Regions from separate parts of the Homo sapiens genome. Here region 1 is linked to region 2. A link is a contact called in ENCODE Hi-C or POLR2A ChIA-PET data. All regions are on one chromosome and are shown on one strand. The core of a region is the stretch at or near the end of the contact, and the rest is flanking DNA. Distances in the headings are between cores, read along the strand shown. Region 1 holds the start of GNB1L (G protein subunit beta 1 like). Region 2 holds the start of UFD1 (ubiquitin recognition factor in ER associated degradation 1).

Evidence for each region. Hi-C counts contacts between places; a loop is a spot of excess contacts on that map. ChIA-PET counts read pairs that join two places held with the same protein, here RNA polymerase II (POLR2A). Pooled maps may share reads with other maps.
Region 1: a map of CD14-positive monocyte shows a loop between it and region 2 (5-fold over the local background). The contact joins the promoter of GNB1L here to the promoter of UFD1 in region 2. A Hi-C loop is called at or near these places in 2 of 168 maps with a recorded cell type or tissue (CD14-positive monocyte and CD8-positive, alpha-beta T cell), 6 of 37 single-sample maps with no recorded cell type and 15 of 50 pooled maps. POLR2A ChIA-PET finds 5 or more read pairs at or near these places in 2 of 52 experiments (GM12878 and K562).

The regions. Positions count from the first base shown.
Region 1 is chr22:19,853,503-19,856,921 of GRCh38, forward strand. It overlaps GNB1L (G protein subunit beta 1 like), which reads right to left and starts at 1,372. Exons shown (of 8, transcript NM_053004.3): 1 at 1,318-1,372; 2 at 941-1,037. It overlaps RTL10 (retrotransposon Gag like 10), which reads right to left and starts at 1,372. Exons shown (of 3, transcript NM_024627.6): 1 at 1,158-1,372; 2 at 941-1,037. LOC124905080 (a long non-coding RNA gene) reads left to right here and starts at 1,470. Exons shown (of 2, transcript XR_007068005.1): 1 at 1,470-2,210. RefSeq lists enhancers at 1-480, 1,903-2,382.
Region 2 is chr22:19,477,506-19,480,859 of GRCh38, forward strand. It overlaps UFD1 (ubiquitin recognition factor in ER associated degradation 1), which reads right to left and starts at 1,688. Exons shown (of 12, transcript NM_005659.7): 1 at 1,578-1,688. The coding sequence starts at 1,580. It overlaps CDC45 (cell division cycle 45), which reads left to right and starts at 2,415. Exons shown (of 19, transcript NM_003504.5): 1 at 2,415-2,514; 2 at 2,653-2,712. The coding sequence starts at 2,464. RefSeq lists silencers at 1,455-1,524, 2,315-2,364 and an enhancer at 1,925-2,224.

The DNA of each region.
Region 1 (3,419 bases), core at 122-2,621, 380 kb after region 2:
CTGCTTCACCCCACACACAAACGCCACCGGCTCACTGGGAGCACAAGGCCTGCACACACCTTCATCCCACATCTCCTATCTGCTGGCCATCCCCCCTCAGGGTGAGTTCCTCCAGGTACCTCCCAGGGTGGCCTGCAGCACTAGAACCTGCCAGGGCCACTGGCCCTACCTCCACCACCCAAACACTCTGGAATCCCTCAGGTCTGACCCCCCTCTGGGGGGGGGGTCTTCACCTGAAAGCCCAGCCCATGACCCTGGCTTCCCACCTTACTGCAGGATTATACTAAGGCCTGGACGTGAGTCGAGTCCAGTCCAGTCCCTCACTGAGCTCTAAAAAAGCAGTGACCCCGATCCAGGGCCCAGCTCCCACCACCAGCCAAGGTTAGGTATCCAGGTTGCCCACAATGACCACACCCCATGCCCGGGAGCCACAGTGTGCTACCCAGATCTCTGCCTTCCCTTCTTCCCAGTCCCCTACCCTGCCCACTCACCTGCGCACCTGTGTCCCCTGCAGTCTGGGAGAAGGCTTCCCTGCACCAGCCAGCCAGGCCTGCTTTGGGCCTGAGCCTTCCTAACCCTGGGCCGCACTCTCACCATTTTGAGAACCTTAGCCCTCCCACGCCTATCAGTCTGTTGGTCCCCCTACTTTTCTCCCCACACTGCCTGGCATAGAAGACTTTCGGCCCTTCTAGACTGGACAGCACTATCCTAAAGGGGCAGGTACCACGGCGCATGTGTGTTTGCCCCCACAAGGCCAAAGGCAGCACCTGGAACGCTGGAGCCGTTCTCTGCTCTGGGGAGACCCAGGAGCCCCAAGAACAAAACCTGCCCAAAGCCTTAAAGCAAGCTGAGTGCAGACGACTGCACCGCCCGCCCCCCAGCAACCGCCATGCAGGAAATACGAGCTCACAAGGCCCACGGCAACAAGAAGCCCACCCACCTGAGGCTACGCGAATCGCCCGCGAAGAGGGTCCTGGGATCCGTAGCCACAGACCGTGGGACGGGCCTCCCTCTGAGGGCGAGAGTCCAGGCGCCACCTAGAAAGTGGAGAACGAGATCGGCCGCCGTGAGGCCAGGCAAGGAGCGGGCGCGGCTTCCCGAGACTGCGAGAACGGCCCAAATGTCTCCAGGTGCCCCCACAAACCCCCGGCGCGGACCGAGAAACTGAGGCCCGCAGACCGAAGGCACTGCGACCCAGGCTGGGGCTCCGAGTGCCCCTCTGCGGATCAGAAGTCGGGAAAAGACGCAGGGGCGCAGCTCCAGGCCCGCGTGCACGGAGTTCAAGCCGGCCGCCCGGGCTCCCGCCTCCACACTGACCCTCTTGCCGGAGTCGGGAACGCCTGCTCCTAGGAGCGCCGCGCAGCGTCCAGAGACCGATTACATCGCGCAGCCACGCCCCCAGCGTGCGCGCGGCCGCCGTGTACGACCCGGCGCATGCTCCCGGCACGCTCCACGCGCTCCTCCCATCCAGGCCGCGCCTGCGCTGTATGCCGTGTGGCCGCTACCTCGCAGGCTCTCCCGGTCCCTGCTGGCGCGGCAGTGCCGCGCGGTGGGTGATGGGAGAGCGCGCCCATTCCCACGCCGCGCCAAGTGCCACGGGATCAGGTGGGGCCGCGTGTACAGGCGCGAGACGGTCGGGCCAAAGCTGCCCCTCATGATCCCCAGCGGACGGTGCCCGGCGGTCCCTCAGATCCGGGAAATCTGCACCCGGCTGTGGCGTAGACCGAGGGGCCGATGCTGCTTCAGCCCGCCGTTACTGCCCTGGCGTCAGCCAGACACTGGGGTGCTGCTGGGCGTCGAGAGGGCTGCTGCGGGGCCGGGCTAAGCCTGGGGGGCTGCAGGTGTCGGGGTGGATGTGGGCATAGCGGGGCTGCTGGGCCTCGTGAGCGCCCTGGAACGGCGTGCCCGCGGAGTGCCTCTCATCACTCATTGCCAGTGCGGGGAACCTTGTTAGGGCCCGGTTCGACGTAGCTGCAGGCTGGGCGCCAGAGGCAGGGGGCAGGCAGTCCGAGAGGACCCTCTACCTGCATACCTGGGGGCTGCAGGCAGGGCCTCTGGGCCTCCTTGTTGTGGATATAATTGTGTGCTTCCCGACTCAGGCCGAGGCTGGACCCGGAGACGACAGCGAGGGCAGGCTACCAAGCCCTCCCCACAGGGCCGTGCCCAGCCCAAGCCTGCCGAGTCAGCACCCAGATCCTGGGACAAGATAGGTGAGGATGAAGTGGTGGTGCTCTTCTCACTTGCACAAGCCGTCCCACGCCACCTCTCCTCGGCTTCACGGTGCCTAGAGAAGAGGTGGGAGAGGGTGCAGGCGCCCCAGCTCAGGATCTGATGCCTGTGGGCCAAGGACCTGGATGCAAGCCAGGAGTCCTTGGGGCCACGGGCAGGCAGCCGGATTCACCGGAAAGTGACGCTTCTCAAGGGGAACACACACGTAACACACCAGCTCCCTTTCTGCCCTGGTCCAGTGACTCCTTTCATGAAAGCTCTCTGAAATGTTATCTGCATTTACACCCAAACTCACTCACTTTGATCCCTGAAACGCGAATCAAAGGTCACATTGTACCTTCCCTGGGTCTGTGGGGCTTTCAGCAGCCTGGGCCAAAAATAATAAAAGTGGCACCGAGCCAGGAAACGCCTCCTTGAAGTGGGAATGAAATTTGGATTTTTTTCGGTTGTATCTTTCCTAATTGACCTGATAATTTAAACTTCCTCCCTCAAGGGAAAGGTGGGGGTTCCCACAAATTCAGCTTACCTCAGCCTCAAGGCAGCTCAGTCTACAGCTCAGCGCCCATCAGCAGAGTGGGCAGTGGGCCTGTGGAAGAAATGAATCCAACTGAGCCAGAAAAGGCCTTTTTTGGTCCAAATTTTTTTTTTCTTTCAGGCCCTCTCCTGTGTATAACTGTCATGCACCGCATAACAACGTTTTGGTCAACTAGGGACCACATATGTAACTGGTCATCCAGTAAGCTATAGTTATTTTATTATTGAAGAAAGAAAATTTTTAGGCCAGGCGCTGTGGAGGCTCATGCTTGTAATCCCAGCATTTTGGGAGCCCAAGGCGGGCAGCTCATTTGAGGTCAGGAGTTTGAGACCAGCCTGGTCAACATGGTGAAACCCTGTCTCTACCAAAAATACAAAAAATTAGCCGGGCGTGGTGGTATGTGCCTGTAATCCCAGCTACTTGGGAGGCTGAGGCAGGAGAATCGCTTGAACCCAGGAGGCGGAGGTTGCAGTGAGCTGAGATTGTGCTACTGCACTCCAGCCTGGGCAATAGAGTGAGACTCCATCTCAAAAAAAAAGGAAAATGTTTAATATAAGTGTGTTGCAGCCTAAGTGTACAGTGTTTATAAAGTCTAAAGTAGTGTACAATAATGTCTTAGGCCTTCACATTCACTCACCACTCACACCCACAGCAA
Region 2 (3,354 bases), core at 438-2,937:
TGGAACAGAGATTGACAGGGGCTGTGAGGAGCAGAAAATGGAGAGCTATTGTTTAATGTGAGTAGAGTTTCACTTTTGCAAGATGAAAAAGTTCTGAAAATCTGTTGCTCGTGAATGTACTCAACACTATTGAACTATAGACTGAAAAACGGTTAAGATGATAAAAATTTGGTTTTTTTAACCACAACTAAAAAAAAATCTGTATTAGAGAAAATTTCTTGACTTGATTCCAAATATATATTTAGTAGAAGGAATGCCACCTACTGACAAAGCAGTTTACTAGCAACTCCAAAATTAGCAAGCTGAATTAGCCATCTCCCAAAATGCAAACATAGCATGTTCCCGCCTAAAATCTGGGATGGTTCTTTACTCCCTGGCACTCTAACACAGTAATTTCCAATCTTTTGTCTTTCTTCTTTTAAGCAGCATAACTGTTCAGCTAAATCTTGGCCAGAACCATAACACAGGAAATAGCGTTTCTGGGTGAACAAGGCCAGAACAGGGTAGGGGCTTGCTTCCCTTGAGTGCTTCTCACTAGCCAACCTATGTAAGCCATTTCTTCTCTTTGAATATAAAAGGTAAATCCGCACAAAGGGGCAACATACTTAACAACCTGCCTGCAGTTTACCCATGAACCCGACCTTCTGCCCCTTCTTTGCTGCTCCCGATCCCATCTCTCACTTTCCTTTTCAATCCCGAGACCTAGCACACTGCCTGGAACATATCAGGTATTCTTGAGTGGATGAACTCAAGAATAGAAATAAGCCAGGGTTTGACAGTGACACACTTGGGATAAAATCTAACAATCATTCCTTGTCTTTACTAAAATAAACAGGTGACAGGAAGACAATACCGTAGAGTGCTTTGCAGCCAGACAGACTTGGCTTCAACTCTCCAGTCCCTACTTCTGTGACTCGAATAAAGTACCTCTGTAAACGTTAGTTTTCTCATGTTTAAAATCATCATCATCCTTGCTTCCAAAGGGATTGTAGGGATTAAAAGAAATAAGCCGCGATGAGGGAGTACAGGTGTTAAAAGCTGTGTAACAGGAAATGTACCAGCAGGTATTAGCTTCCATCGTTATCATTACCGAACACAACACCGCTGTACAGATTCGAAGGCACGAACCCGTAGGCACGGAGCTCACGGAGCTGGGGCAAGAGCTGGGTGTCCCCCAAGAGCGGGGGATGCCCACTACGGATTCTCCCTGGGGAGCGCCCTGATTCTGTTCCCATCCCCAGCAACCTTGCAACTAACTTTGGGTTTATGGAAACCTGTTGCGCGTCCAGCACTTGGGAAACCCGTGAATGGACACAAACCTTCCTTTCTTTCGTCAAGGAGGGCAAGTCCGGCTGAGACAGAATGCGAGCCACGTTCAGGACCGGCGGACGCGACCACAGGCGGTTAGTGGTCAAGGGTCCTGCTTGTGCCCGGTGCGGCCGATGAGCCTGCAGGCCGGACTCAGGCCCGGGTGACTCGGCACCTCCGCCGCCGTCCCGCCCCGCCCTGCCCCGCCGGGCCCTACCTCAGGCCCCGGGCCAAGGCCCAGCCCCCGCCCGCTGCCCGTCAGCGCTTACCATGATGGACACCACCTGGCAGACTCCGCTCCTCTCAGGCAATGCAACGAAGAAACCCCGCCGACCGCTCTCCCAGCCGCCGCTGCCGCTGCCGCCGCGCCAAGCCGGTACGCCCCAGAGGCTCACCGGAAGTGCCGGACCCGAGACCCGGAGGGGGGGTGCCCGGGACAAAGCGTCGGCTGCAAAAGAGAAAAGGCCAGGCGAAGACGCTAGGCTCTAAAACACCCTCAGTAGAAGCATTAAAATGCCCTTTCGTGATTTATTTCCCCTTTTATAGGTATTTTTAAACGTTATTTTAAATTACGTGTTGACAGTATTCCCCTCCAGACGAATTTAGTAGGGCCCATTGTCCTTACGACTACACTACCCACAATGCACTACCCAGACTGCCTCTGCTTCAGCCATCGAGGACTCGGGCGGAACTAAGCTACAAATCCTTCTTCAAACCACACCAAAAACCTATTGCAAACGTAAATGCTGCCCCATTGGGTATGTGACTGAGTTTAATGTATGGTTAGAAGTATACTTTCCCTGAGGGTTCCCAGTGGGAGGCAGTAGGCTTCTCTTCCCAAAGTAAAGATGTCCGCCCAGCGTCGCTTTTCTGGGTAAAAGCGAGTCAGAGTTGAAGGGGGCAACAGTGTTTGCGTTCGGCCTCAGAGGTGACGCTTCTTTGGGGGCGGGCTGGAGTTTTCTGGCCGTGAATGGCAGAGCGCTAATGGCCGCCTCCAATGTGGCCCAATCAGAAAGAAAGGAAGGCTGGGAACTAAGAAGCTATTGGTTGGTGATCCCTGGACCAATCGGAGGAGCCGTGATTTGGCGGGAGTCTTGACCGCCGCCGGGCTCTTGGTACCTCAGCGCGAGCGCCAGGCGTCCGGCCGCCGTGGCTATGTTCGTGTCCGATTTCCGCAAAGAGTTCTACGAGGTGGTCCAGAGCCAGGTGACGCCCAGTCCGGGACCCCCGCCGAGGCCTTGCCGGTGGGGAAGGGATGAGGGGGAGCGACCGTGGGTGACCGGGAGGCAGGGGAGGGCCGGGGTTCGGGTCGCCGTGTTCAGCCGGTCTGCTCTTCCCCGATAGAGGGTCCTTCTCTTCGTGGCCTCGGACGTGGATGCTCTGTGTGCGTGCAAGATCCTTCAGGTGAGTTCTGCGGACCCTAGGAGGGCGGGGCCGGCGCGCGAGGTGAGGGTGCTGCGTGGGGGCGCAGGGCGGGCAGAGTGTCAGGATGGGTGCTGAGGGCTTAGGGTGGGAGAGGGAGCAGGGCAGGAGGTGAACAGCAAGTGAGAGGAGAGAGACTCGGAGGAGAGGTTGCCTCCCTGTCCCAACGGTGTGGGGTGGGATAAAGGATTAAGTAAAAGGTAAAGAGACTAGTTTGTATTTTTGCAATAAGCTATTAATATTAATAGGTGAACACAGCAGTTGCATTTGGGGGAAACTTTGGATCTGTCGTGGCCTCTCAAATGGGGGATTTGAGAGAGAGGAATCTGTGACAACTGTGGGTATAGTCGTGTCACAGGTGTTGCTGGGAATATGGGAGCCCCTAGTCTATTAGGGAAGATCGTTAGTTTGGTTTTGAATAGGGCATAGTATTTACGTTGTTTTGGTCAGGCCCTTGGATCAGGAACTTTTCAGAAGGCCTGGAAGTTAAATCGGCATTTCTCCCCGATGTTTTACTTTGGTAATTTGCAAAATTCACAGAATGGTATGGTAAACGCTCATATCCCTAGCACCTAGCTTTTCCCGTAAGCATTTCACTAGCTTTAATGTTATCCCGTGTCTTTT